2 separate regions of the Homo sapiens genome follow, and region 2 is linked to region 1. Evidence: chromatin contacts called from ENCODE Hi-C or POLR2A ChIA-PET data. All regions are on one chromosome and are shown on one strand. The core of a region is the stretch at or near the end of the contact, and the rest is flanking DNA. Distances in the headings are between cores, read along the strand shown. Region 1 has its middle 160 kb from the start of TNFSF18. Region 2 overlaps RABGAP1L (RAB GTPase activating protein 1 like).

What was found. A loop is a pair of places that touch in the nucleus more often than their neighbours do. ChIA-PET counts read pairs that join two places held with the same protein, here RNA polymerase II (POLR2A). Pooled maps may share reads with other maps.
Region 2: a pooled map shows a loop between it and region 1 (5-fold over the local background). The contact joins two enhancer-like sites. A Hi-C loop is called at or near these places in 5 of 50 pooled maps. POLR2A ChIA-PET finds 5 or more read pairs at or near these places in 3 of 52 experiments (BJ, OCI-LY7 and T-cell).

What each region holds. Positions count from the first base shown.
Region 1 is chr1:172,892,088-172,899,113 of GRCh38, forward strand. No RefSeq gene overlaps it. Among named protein-coding and RNA genes, the nearest start is that of TNFSF18, 160 kb to the right of the region's middle. Within about 2 kb of position 3,269, at least 7 of the 41 ENCODE cell types and tissues checked have a DNase peak (open chromatin) inside an H3K27ac peak, as active enhancers do; they include OCI-LY7, where a contact is called at or near this core.
Region 2 is chr1:174,965,483-174,972,508 of GRCh38, forward strand. It overlaps RABGAP1L (RAB GTPase activating protein 1 like), which reads left to right. Exons shown (of 26, transcript NM_001366446.1): 21 at 3,795-3,905. Among named protein-coding and RNA genes, the nearest start is that of RABGAP1L-AS1, 15 kb to the left of the region's middle. Within about 2 kb of position 2,794, at least 8 of the 41 ENCODE cell types and tissues checked have a DNase peak (open chromatin) inside an H3K27ac peak, as active enhancers do; they include OCI-LY7, where a contact is called at or near this core.

The sequences.
Region 1 (7,026 bases), core at 2,019-4,518:
ACTGACAAAGAAAATGAGGCCCAGAGATGGAATGACTGGGCATGATTCCAGTGGGGCTTTGGGTGGCATCTTCAGGACTGAAACTCTGCTCTTCCAACTCCCAGGCTAAGGGTTTTCATATTACACTGGATCAGATCATGGAGAGCCATATATATCTAAACAATGATAAAGTACTAAAGGATTTTGAGATAGGAAGGAGAAACTGGATTTGAATTCTAACTTCTTAACCTGCTAGTTGTTTAATTTGGGGTGGCGGGGGGGATGGGGATTTTACCTAACTTCTTTAAACTCAGTATCTTCATCTGTAAAATAGGTATGATAAAATGCCTAACTTGTAAGATTGCCACGACAAGTCAGTAAGATGCTTTGCACATAGTAGATGCTAAATAAATAGTAAAATCAATTTTTTTTCTTCTCCTTCTCTTTTCCTGTCTTTATTTTTTTTGGGGGGCGGGGTAAGCTTTCCATTCTTTCCATTCCTCCTCTTTCTCTTTTTCTTCCTCTATCAAATGGAAAGGTGAGGAAAGGCAGACATTGGCCCATTCCACCCCCACCTGCAGTGTGCTCCTCCTGTCCAGGATCTGCATTTCTTGGCCTGAAGGTTTCTAAGCCTTTGGGAGGATGCTTTACCTAGGTTTGTGTCAGGACAGAAGTCCCAGAATGTCTATTCACCCCCTAGAAGAGCCCTCAAACAATGACGGAAGAAATTTGGTGTATACATTCCTCCCTGGACACACAGTAAGATTCCTCTGTGGCAGCTCCCAGGCTGGTTCCTGGGGCTTTCCACAGGATTACTCTTTGGTCTGCTCCATTGTAGTAACCCTTGGTTGCTCCCCTTTCCTGTCTCACTTCTCCACTCCCCTGATGACTTTCCAAATAAACTATCAGTATGTGAATCTTTGTCTCAGTGTCTTCTTTTAGGGGATCCCATGCTAAGAAGGAATGGGTTCATAAATGATGGAACCAGGCTCTAGAAAATCAGGGAGGAATGAAAATAGAAGCATATATTGAGGGACTACTCCAGGGGAAGAGGAAGGATGTTTCACAGAGTTGGAAAGAGCAGTCTATTGATGGCCAAGCTAGCTGCCTTGCCTATGTCATCCTGCCCTCTCTGAGTTTTTCTTTTTTCATTCCAGGCCTAACCAACATAATCTCAGAATTCTCATTATCAGGTCTACTGGAAAATCCTGTATGGCAAGGCTGTTGGGCTGTCCTTTCCTTTCCAAGGCTGATGATATCTCTGGCTTTCTTGATAGCTGACTGAGGAGGAGGAAGCCACCAGTGCTAACATGCACTGTGATTCTGGGAAGAAGGGTATTCCCAAAGCACAGAGACACCAATAACTGTCATTTTCAGAATTACTGTGATGGTGCTGGTGGTGAAGGTAACCCAGAATAGTTGCCTGCATATTTAAAGGACAATGAGGTTTCTGGAACCATGGAGATGGGCCTGGGCAGGAATAGTCTTTTTCCTGAAACGACATGAGCTTTGCCAACAAAAACACAGAACTCTGGTAGCTTAGCCTTATTCTTGCACCAAGGAGAGTAAGGCTGGTCTTTGGCTCTTTGCCTGCTGGTGTTTGGCTCCTTGCCTGTTGATGTATCCTTATCCTAATTAGACCTTCTTTATGCTACAAGGCAGAATCCCAGAGAGGAGGCTGTGCATGAGGTGGGGTTGGGGCTGAGTGGGGGGAAGGTGTCTTTAGTAGACTCCTGTGAAAATATCTTTAAAAGTCTAGAGAACAAGGAGAGTAAAGCTGACTAACATTCAAAAGGACCTCCTAGCATTCCAAGTAAACAGAAACATCCAGATTTCAGTAAAGATTAAGACGAGACTTTCTGATAAGATTTGATACGTCGAGATCACCTTTGTGGCCAGATAACAATAAAACTCTTTTCCTGCAGTAAACTAACTACCTAGGCTACACAAATAATGTGAGAAATAGTTTCCAAAAATAAATAAAAATACTAAAATATAAATTAACATTTACAAAGAACTGCAACCAAATGACCATTAAACAAATACTTTCTGAAGAAAAGATGTAAAATGAATCAAAACATAAAAATTATAAAACAGTCTTATGATCTTATGATATACATAAATTACCTTTATGTTTAAAAAATCAGTAACTGGAAAGTTGTTATTTTCTGCCAATTTGTGATTTTAACCAATTTGTTTTGGTTTGTAAAGAAAGGGGTGGAAGAATACATAGCAAACGGATAATACTGTCCACTTCAGGGAAAGGATCAGCAAGGGACACAATGTTTTATTCGCTTGTATTGGTTTTCAGCCAATTTATGATTTTAACCAATTTGAGCAATTCAGTTGGATGGAGAAATTTTAGCTGTAAAATCAATACGAGAAAGTTGTTCATTTTCCCCAATGCTGATACAAGATCAAAAGACTTTCACATGCATGATTTCCAAAATGACTCAGTGAAATATAGAAATAAGACCTTAGAGCTGATGATTGACTGGTAGAAGGGGGTTTTCATTCTCTTATCTGGTGTAGCATGCCTTTGGATGTCCCTGTGTTTTAGGGCAGTATAAACAGTATTAATACATGATGACTTGGCTGTTGAACAAAAAGGGCCTGAGATATGGGCAATTGTGTGGTGAGAGGTATTCTTCAAAGACAAGCTCTTCAAGATGATTTCCTGCAGAGAATCCTATCAAGCCTGAATGAACAATGCAAGGGGTGACTGTCTTACAAGCTTCAGCGCAAAACATTTTGGTACCACAGTCTGTGGGTTGTTCACCTGCAGGACAGTAGCAAGGTAAGTCATAATAAAGCACTCTAGTGAAAAAAGAAGTGTCCACACAAGCTGAAGAGCAGATATGGGGTGTGTCAACAACACTGTCATATGATATGTGTTCCAAATTTCTTTGGTGGAAACACAGATGCAAAGATATTAACCGAAAGAGAGAGAAAAAGAGAGAGAGCGCGAGAGAGCGCGAAAGCCAGCTGAAACATTTTTATAGATCATTATGATATTAATTCCCCAGACTCAATACCACCAAAACTAGAAAAGGAAACCTGATCAAATTCTTTGCAAATTCTGAGTCATGAAAAACTTGTGAATAGTACTGTACATTTCAGATTACTAAATTAGAGCTCATCGGAGGATTTATATGACTGGTTACTGGTGAAAAGATCAGAGAATGTCCTTTCATCCATCAGTACTAACTGAAAAGGGAGTCGATTTTTTATAAGCAAAGGCAACAGGCTGAGCCATGTGTATTTCCTGAGGTGTTGCTTTGACATTTGAAAGTGAAACTCGACACTAGAAGCTTAGATGCGTCCGGTGAAAAACAATCTGTGAGCTGTGAAACTGCAAAACAATTCTGTGGATCATTCAGTAAAGTCATTTCTTCCTTTGGTTTCCTTTAACAATAGTACTATGATATTGACAAACTTGCTCTATTTGGGTGTTTTCTTTCTATTTTCTATTCTTTTGAGTGTTAATGAATTAAGGTGTCCATGAAATTAAACTTTTGGTGATAGAAATATAATTATTATAACTTTTATATTTACTAAAACTCTCTGCTTAATAAAATTTATGAAGGTAATGTATGTTTGGTGTAAGTCAAACAAATACAAGTGAATAAAATATTGTCTCCCTTGCTGATCCTTTCCCTGAAGTGGACAATATTATCAGTTTGCTATGTATCCTTCCACACTTATATTTATGTCTATAAAATGTATGTGGATTAATTTGCAAAAATGGCGAAGCATTCTTCTCATCCCTGTAGCATCTCCTTTTTGTAGTGCAGCTTTACTGCTCCTCCCACCAAGGAGTGGAGTCTATTTCTTCACCTTTTGAACTTGGGCTTGGCAGGGATGAATTCCTTTATATCACTGGGACATGACAAACAAAAATGATGACAAATGTGACATTGGGACAACAAATATGATGAAAACCACTTGCCTTGGGGCTTGTCATAATCACCATGGGAATTCTATTGTATCCATAGTTATGCATACAGCCCTCTAAATCATGAAACACAGTAATGTGTTTAAAAAGATTTCTGAAGTCATTGGTTTGAAGGAATAGATCTTGTAACAAGTGTTGTGGGATCTTGGGATATATATGCAATAAAATCTCTGAAATCTTTAGCTATTCACCTGTAAATATATGCTTTATTTTTAAGAGGACAAGAATTGTTATATGAGTCATGTAAGAATATATGATCCCTTTCCTTTAAAGGCTTTTGAATATAGCTGAAAAGATGAAGGTATTACAACACTCGCTTTTCATGTTTTTATACTCTATTCTCCATTTCAGCCAGTGCTCCATTCCCACAAATTTCCAAGTTTCCCATGCTTGCTTCGTCTTCTCATCTTGTAGGGACCATATAGGAGAGTGATGTGATAAATTAATTTACACTAACATGACAGGATTTTATTGGTTATTCTTTTGATGTGTATAATTGCCTTTTAAAAGAAACCTGGAGAGAGACTAACTAGAGCTTAATTGAAAGGCATGAAGTGATAATGATGGAATTTTAGGCCATAAATATCTGAATGTTGAAAGTTTACACCCAATTTCTTCCACCTGTCAGCCTGCCCTTAATACCTTCTTAGATAAAACAGTATTATTCCTTACTCCAGGATTAAATTATATGTAATTTGAGATACAATTTTTTTTATTTTATTAACAGAGGTGATACAAGAGTAGAAGAAATTGTAGTAACATATTTATAATCAGAACTAGGAATATTGACCACTAATGTAGTCAAAATAATTTTTTCATAACTGTCAGGAGAGGGAAAAACCAACATGTGCCTCAACACAAATACTATATACAAATAGTTTAGTATATTGAAGCACTAGAACCAATCAGATCATTTTTCAAGATGTATGCAAAAATTACAATAGCATCAGCTTATTAGTAACAACATTCACAAGACGGTTACTTCACTGCAACTCACCTTAAGCATGGTCAGCTATTATACATGTATAGATGCTTAGGGACCAGTAGTGTTATAGCTAGATAAGATGATTGATTAATTGATTGACCGATACATAGAGAGATAAATAGGACAGAGACTACAGTGAGCTTTATGTATATTCCACTTAAGCCATATAGTCCAATGACCATACATTGGACCTTGATATCACCCACCTGAAATCTCTCCTGAAATCTTTATTTTTCTTTTTTTAATTTTTGTGGGTATATAGTAGGTGTATATATTTATGCAGTATATGAGATATTTTGATATAGGTGTAGAATGCATATTAATCACATTAGGGTAAATGGGGTATCCATCAGCTGAAGCATTTCTCCTTTCTTTGTGTTACAAACAATCGAATTATACTCTTAGTTTTTTAAAAATGTACAATGAATTATTGTTGAATGTAGTCATCCTGCTTTCCTATTAAATACTAGATCTTGCTTATTCTATCTAATTATCTTTTTGTACCCATTAACCATCCCTACTTCCCCCACCCATGAAATCTTAAATTCAAGCATTCTGCTCTCTGATCATAGACTGTAGTCCTTCAATCCTGTCACTCTGTTACTTCTGCTATTCTCATATCTTATCAAAACTGCTAGTCTTTTTTTTTTTTTTTTTTTTAGTAGAAACAGGGTTTCACCATGTTGGCCAGGATGGTCTCGATCTCCTGACCTCATGATCTGCCCACCTTGGCCTCCCAAAGTGCTGGGATTACAGGTGTCAGCCACCATGCCTGCCCAAGACTGCTAGTCTTTTGATCCCTCCTGGTCACCAAGTATTTAGCCTCTTCCTGTCCTTCCTGTCTTTCTCTATTCAGCCTAAACTACATGATTCATTACTTGCCTATTGACCTTCCACCACGCCAGCCTGAAAAGATTCAAACTATTTAAAATATGTATTGTTTCGGTCCAACTCTTTTCTCTCTATACTTTGGGGCCATTATAGGGTCTTCAACCTTAACTTGGCCCTCATTGCTGCTCAACAGTCAAATATTTCATCAGTTCTAGCTCCCATTTCCAATAGCAGCTATTTCAGAGCTCATGCACTCTCCATAAGCCTCTTATCTGAAAGAATTCTCCCACAATCTCAACAAAGAACCTCTCTCACCTTTTACTTTACCAAAAAAGTAGTCTTCAGGTAGGAACTTCTTATCTTCATGAAACCCCACCTGCAATCTTACTGTATATATTTTTGCCTTCGTCCTTTGGAATCCAGTGAAAGACATATTCCTCTTTGTGTTTTCACCTGTGTTCTCCATTCTGTTCTATTCCTGCCTCTTCAGGAAACTTGTATCATCAAAAATTACACTTCCTTAGCCTTATCTTGGTTCCTATCATGGTTCTTGAAGTACCTCCAAGGAGCTCAGGTCTTCTAAAACATCTTTTAAAAATTATGGAATTTTGTAAATGAATGTTTGAATCTATTCTTGTAAAGCTAGGTTGGGTCCAAAAGAGGCCTAAGCCATGCATACAAACCCCTTATATCTCATTAGCTTTATTTATTTTATAGTCATAGGCTACATCATTAAACCCAGGTTTTTATGAATAAAATTGGAACCAAAGTAATAGAACTACAGGAGGCAGCCAGCTCAACATAAACCAATAGTAATCCAATTATGAAAAACCTCATGTTCTTTGTAGGTGGACAGAATATTTCAACTATTTATAAAATACTTTTGGAGTGCCTAAAATGATTTACGCTTTAAAGATATCATGATAAAGAGGGAAGATAATGTGTTTTATCTTCTATTCCTCTGGTGTAAGAAGTCTGTTTTTGTAATATGTTTTAATATTATGTCCAAGCACCAAAGTTTCAGTAAGTCTATATTTTTATCTCTTTGGTAACACCTACACTTAAATGTCTACATTTTCCACATTTTCTGTGGATTCTTTATTCACCTCTTTTATCAGTGACACCACTTCCTTTGAAACCCCCTCAAGTAGAAGCACTCATTCCATCACAGCTCCTTCTTTTGAGTCTGGGAGGTTGGGCCTGCACTCTTTGCCCACCCACACATTCTTTCTGACTACGCTCTTAGCTTGACAGCCTTTATCTTACTGACAGTCAT
Region 2 (7,026 bases), core at 1,544-4,043, 2.1 Mb after region 1:
GGCAAACTTTTTCTAGAATTGGTCAGTATTGAAAACAGTTTTGGCTCCTTGAGAAGAACTGTAAAAGACAGCCACGTTAATATAAGCTCTGTTTAGCCCTCAGTAGGTAAGTGTGGGCAAGTTCTTTGTAGAAAATCTCCATCTCAGTAGCAGGGTCTCACTGTAGTGCTCAGTAGCACTCACCCTGGGTTCATACTTTGGAGGATGATACTGCATTTTTGGCCCCGTAGCTTGCTTTCCCACTTGTCTGTGAGTGCAGAGCAGGAGTCTGACACTTCCCACTGTGCTGCTTGCTTTGCAGACACTAAATTGAAGCTTCTTGCTAAAGCAAAAGCCAGTAGGCGTGCCCTCTAGGCTATTTTGCTTTGCAGGGACTCTGAGACACTCAGTTTCTCCCAAATCTTTTCCCACCCTTGCCCTTGCCCCTTTAGCTGTGTGTCTGTAAGGAAGGGTTTCAGTTGCAACAGTCATTGTAATGAGAAGTTACTAGTCAGAATTTCAGCTGAACTCACACCTCTTTCTTATATAACAGATAATCCATCAGACATTTATCTCTAATCAACAGTGAAGTAGCTACCTGGTATGATTTCTAAATACTTGAACAAAGTACTTTTCCATGAACATCCTATGACTTTACTTGGAGGTTACTTTAACTCAATTCTAAGCATGTAATTGTAACCTGAAAAACTGGTAGTGGCAACATTTTCACTTGTGCCAAATGAATGTAATGTACATAATAGTCGAGGGAGCTTTTTGTACTTTGGGGTTATACAAGTACAATTTCAATAGCAATAGGATACTTAACTCAGGAATACCTATTGAAGTAGTCTTATCTTAGTTTCTTGAAGATATTTATCAAGAAATGAGAAAAATCTCTTCCCTGGCTAAGCAGCCTGCATTGTGAAATATGTCATGTTGAAATTGTGCTGGTATTGTTACTCTTTCCTGGCTGGGAGGAAATTTATTGAAAAAGCTTCTCAAATCTTTTTTTTTAATCTAAGTTTCCTATATGTTTTTTTTCCATGAAAAGGAGTAATAGATATATCAGAAATAAAGGCTAACTCTCCAGCCCCTGCTAGAAATTGTGTTGCTTAGGCAAAGATTCAAAGATTTCATTGTAGAAGCTCTGGCTTTTTAGAAATTTGTTTTTTAGTCTCCACATTTATTATGCTTCTGTGGGAGGGTGTAACTTCTGTAGATTGAGGGGAACAGACAGAATCTGATGAGTACAAGTTGCCTCTACAAGAGCATTCACAGTCTTCTCAGGAACATCTAGGGAAAGAGTTCCTCACAAGGCACCACTTCTGAGGGGTTACATTATATCTTGGTCAAAAAGGAGGATCCAATATGGTTTTGTGTAGAATATGACCTTCTAACAGAAGTGGACTTAAATTTTTTTTTCTCATTTTGGCATCTTATCCCTTCCAATGGAATTAAAATTCTGAATTCCTTTTTTTCTTAATAAAACTATTTTTTAAATCCTATTACAAATATATATTCATTGTAGAAAACTTGAAAACATTTTTAAAAGAACAAGGACAACAATAAAGAAAATTCACTACCTACAGTTAATATTGGTTGTTTATATTGTTACAATGAGATTCTCCAATTATTTATTGGGGTTTTTTTCCCCCCTACAAGGAAGGCAGCGTAAGCATTTCCTGTTATTATATTTTCTTTCTTTCTTTTTTTTTTTTTTGACACAGGTTCTCACTCTGTCACCCAGGCTAGAGTGCAGTGGCATGATCATAGTTCACTGCAGCCTTGACTTCCTGGGTTCAAGTGATTCTCCAACCTCAGCCTCCCCAGTAGCTGGGATCATGTGTGCACACCACACCACCCAGCTAATTTTTTTTTTTTTTTTTTTTTGAGATGGAGTCTCACTAACTCTGTCACCTAGGCTGAAGTGCAGTGGTGCAATTCTGGCTCACTGCAAGCTCTGCCTTTCAGGTTCAAGCAATTCTCCTGCCTCAGCCTCCCGAGTAGCTGAGATTACAGGTGTGTATCACCACACCCATCTAATTTTTGTGTTTTGTTTTAGTGGAGATGAGGTTTCACCATGTTGGCCAGGCTGGTCTTGAACTGACCTCAAGTGGTCCACCCACCTCAGCCACCCAAAGTGCTGGGATTACAGACATGAGCCACTGTGCCCAGCTGTACCCAGCTAATTTTTAAAAATTTTTTTGTAGAGATGGGGTATTGCCATGTTGCTGAGGCTGGTCTTGAATTCCTGGGCTCAAGCAATCCTCCGGTCTCAGGCTCCCAAAGTATTGAGATTACAGTCATGAGCCACTGCACCCAGCCTTCTCCAGTATTTTAACACTGAGTAGAATTCTATTGTGAATTTATTTAAAGTATTAAAGTGATTTGGGATTGTTTTTATCTTTTTTAGTCGATATGTTTTTCAATAATGTTTTAACATTCTCCAACTATTCTTATTTTTTTCCAAAAAAAAAAAAAAAGACAGAAATGGGCCCTGGTGGCTGGTATAATCAAGGTGCGGTTTTGTCCTTTAACTTCTCTGACAGCCTTCCCTGTTTATGGATCCTCTGCCTCTGTGAAAGCCTCAGACTTTGCCCTTACCATGTGTTTCTTAGCCCTTGTTTTAAAAAACAGGAAAAAGAAAGAAATTGTCTTCTCTTTCAATATAACAAACACCAGGTTGTTATATAGAAGATACAATTAACTTCACATTACCTGGTATGCTATGATAAACTATCTTCCAAAACATATATTTGTCTTCTAGTTTTTTGTCACTGCTTTGTCTGAGTTTTTGCCACCTTTGCAGAAAACACTGTTAGACGTGTAAATCTGAAAAACAGGAAGGTCTCATGACATTAGTCTTTCCTGTCAGCTCTCTTTTGAATCTCCTATAACTGTTAACAGTAGCAAAGAAAGCAATTTTGATACTTTGGAATGGAAGACATGAAATAGCTATTCTGAAAATAGTTGTGAACATACCAAGTTCATAGTGTTTAGTTAAGGAAAGGCCTTGCTTCATAAGAATTAGTGACTTGGTTTTTTTTTTTTCTTTCTTTTTGTTTGTTTGTTTGTTTCGTTTTTTTGTTTGTTTTTTTATCATGTAACTTTGTTTCAGATTTTTCAAGGTTGGGAGCAGAAATCCTCAGTAATTTATTTTACCCAGAATGTTTTAATCTGAAATTTTTTAAAAAACAAAAAAACTAGATATCTTATGACTGTTGCTCTCACACAAAAATAGGTGTTCAGAAAAGTAAATATATTCTTACTCAAAGAATAAAAATGTCAGCTGTTAGCAAAGTCATGAACCCATGTGTCATGATTCTTGATTTAGAGCTCTTAAATATACTCAATATGAACCCTGTCTTAGAAAAACAATTTGAAGAAATGTCTGGTGGTTTTCCCCTGTTTCATTCCTACTGTGTCTTGTGGTTTCTCTTGAGGTCAAGGGTGAGACTACCGTGCATGTTTCAAATAAAGAATTGTTTGTGTCTGTGTTCTAGATCTATGTAAAAACCTCACAGGATTGGGGGGGATATGCTCAGAAAGTTTGTTCTTTGTGGCACATTTTTTATAATGAAGTTCCATCTTGAGAGTTTAAGGGACCAGTTTCACCGGGTAGAGAACCGCATCTGCATTGCTAGCTAAACTCACTGTTGTTTCCCAGACAGCAATCCTGCCTTCCTGTGCCACTTGCGCCTTCTCCTTTTTACACCTTTGAAAGTTCACTTTGTTGCTTGTTTTTCCTCACCAGTTCTGTTCGTTTCTGTATGTCCAGACACTAATGCCCACCTCTGGCTATTGTTCTTCTGCAGAGGGAGAACCGAAGATTACAGGAGGCCAGCATGAGGTTGGAACAAGAGAATGATGACCTTGCCCATGAACTAGTAACAAGCAAAATTGCTCTACGGAATGACTTGGATCAGGTAATCCTTAGAAATGAGACTGTGATGACTTCCTCAGGGCAAAGACCGATTTGCCCTCATCACCGCCCCCACAAACTTGCTTTGTTCTTGACTTTGTTCTTGAGGAATGGACAAGTGGCAGGGACAGTCTGTTAATTGGAGACCATGGAAAACATAAGCCTTTGAGAAAGGTTTGGGTCATTTCTAAATAGCATGTGTGACATACTTTCTTTATACCTCTAAACTCTGTTATGTCTTTGTTGATACCTTTCCTGAACCAATGGCTGTCAGCATAATTATCTGAGAACATCAGTCACCAAGAATATGCCTGTACTAATGCCACTCTAACAGTAGATGCCTTACTTTTTGTTCCAGTAAGAATTATTCTCCATAATAAATGTGAACTTTTACATGAAGTACCTACATTAAGAGTTGGATTGTTAGATTGATAGGCATCTGAGTGGCTGAGAGCCAGACTGCCTGATTGTGAATGCTGGCACCACCACTGTGAACCATATGACCCTGGACAGTTCTTAAGCTGTCTATAGGTATAAAAAGGTGTCTATCTCATAGAGATGATATAACAATTAAATAAGTAAAACACTTCGATAGTATGTGTTCATTAAATGTTAGATGTAGCTGAGAGAGCTGGCACTAAAGGGAATTCAAAAACAAAAACAAAAACTGTGTTGTTTGGGACACAGGATATGGAAGGTAGAAAAAGCTGCCCAGAGAATGGTTTTTTAAAAAGTTGTGGCCCTGTTAACCACAAACCTCATTCAGCCCACCCATTTGGAAGCTGTGAGAAGTGGTATGAGAAATATGTGACTAGGAGAGTCAGAACCAAAGAAGGTAGCCGGATCTCCATTCAATCAGGGTCAATTCAGCCTTACCTCAGTGGTCATATTTTTGTATTCATGAGACTGTTGAGATAAGTCAGTGCTATAATGAAAGTCTTGGTTCTATGTTAACTTTCCAAATGGTCTTGATTCACACTTGATTCTGCCATTTTGAATCTTTTATCCATTAATAATTTTCTTATGATGGCTGACTAAATGAAACAATTTTTAAACAGTTGGATTCAGTGGGGATGCAGTGAAATGAGCTAAGGAGAGTTTCAAAGTTGTTTGGCAAATGTAGTTGGTAATATGTGTTAAGACGTTAAAAGGTTTAAGCAATAATAAAATTAAATTTTACTATGTACCCACTATGTGCCAAGCACTAAATAAAGCAATTTATAAACATCATCTCATTTAATCTCCCTAATGACTCCAGGAAGCAGTTATTATTTTAATCCTCCATTTCATGAATGAGGAAACTATATAGATGAGGAAACTAGAGATCCTCTGACTTGTAAAGCTATCCTAAAAAAAAAAGATCTGTTTAAAAAAAATGTATATACAAGGTTGTTTACTGCAGTGTTACTTATAAGAATGAAAAATAGAAATATTATTTTATCTATGTTCACTAGTAGGGGAGAATGACAGTTTGACTGTAAAATGTCTTTCTGGAATAATTTTTGTTAATGGGAAAATAATGATAAAGTATTTTTTTAAAAAATACTTTTTTTTTTCTGTAAACAGTAAACATTTATAATGTTTGCATCTAAATTTCAAGGGCTACTGGCTGGCATTGGGTCATCCTATAGGGAAGGGGACCATAGTATACCTAGATAGGGAAGAAGCCCACAAGGAAATACATCAAAATGTTACTGCTAGGTATCTCTGGGTGATAAGATTAAATATAATTTTTATATTCATCTTTATAGTTTTTTCCCATTTAGAATTTATAGAAAGACCCTAAATTACTTAACCACCATAGGTTAACTAAAAATGAGCATTGGAACTTTTAAAAATCAGAAAAATAATGAACATTATAATATGCATATTATATATGAATATAATACTAAATAATATATATAACTTTAATAATCAGAAAAAAATTATTATCTTAAAAATCATTTCTTCACCAAGAGAACCCTTTATGTGAGTCAGTCTGGAGTGACTGCCATTATAGGTATTCCTGAAGTAATTGATTATTGAGTACCAGGGTAGCTCATGATGTGAGTGCTAGAACAGCCCCTGAAGAAAAGGTTCCATCAGACCTTCATTCTTCCTCTGCCTTCTCTCTTCCCTCCTTGACTCTCTTTCCCTCTCTTTTAAGAAAAGTAAATATGACCTGGACCCTCCCTTTGGGAGCTTTTTATCTAGATGAAAGAATCTAGATGAAAGAATAAAAACTGCTGTTTCATGCATATTTCCTCCTAACTTCTGATTTTGCAGTTTCCTCCTCATTGGGGTTTATTTGCTTACCAAAAAGCTGTCCCTGCAGTTGAAGTGACCTGCCCCACCAGTCTTCTAGGAAGGGCCCTAGCCTGAGAGTGAAAAGTACTGGCTTTGCAGGCCTTCACCTAGTTTGCCCAGTACTTTCCCATTCCCAGTTCATGAAAATCAGATCTCTTAATTAAAATAGCAAAACACTGGCAAACTTTAAACAAATATAAAAGTAGATTGTATTTAAGACAATATGTAAGCAAACAAACACTAATTAGGAAATTAGGTTCTTTGCAAAAATAAATCATTTCTTACTCTGACCATTTTAGTGCTAATTTCAGGCTTCCTGGGCACCAAAGGCTCTTCAGCTTTTCCCTCTGGCAGAGCCTTCCTCTCTTGAGAACTCGCCCTCTCTCGGATTCCTTAAATAAAGATTTCTCAGTGATTAGAAGTGAAAAAAAGGTGCAACATCTCCATTTCAGTTTCTGTTTGCTATCTGCTTTCAGGCCTTTCCTGTCCTTCCCTATTTGCAAGGAACAAAAGAGAAGAGACATGATTAGTACTGTCCTGCTGAGGACCAGGGGTCTAGGTTCCCTCTCACCATAGCAAGTTCTGTTAGACCAGAAGCTACATGGACTAAGTGGAAAATTATTTTGTTTTATTTTAAGTTGAACAACTGGCCTGGTTAGTTCTTTCAGAAATCATTTATCAGAGATCCTCATTTCTGATATTAGGGCTGAGTCTTTTCTGAGGTTATTGGTTGATTCATGATTAAATCACACATTGCAATGCTTGTTTCTCTCATACATATATAGCAGAAGCCTTAGATTGCAATTAGAACTTTCAGTATCAATGAGACATTATAAGAT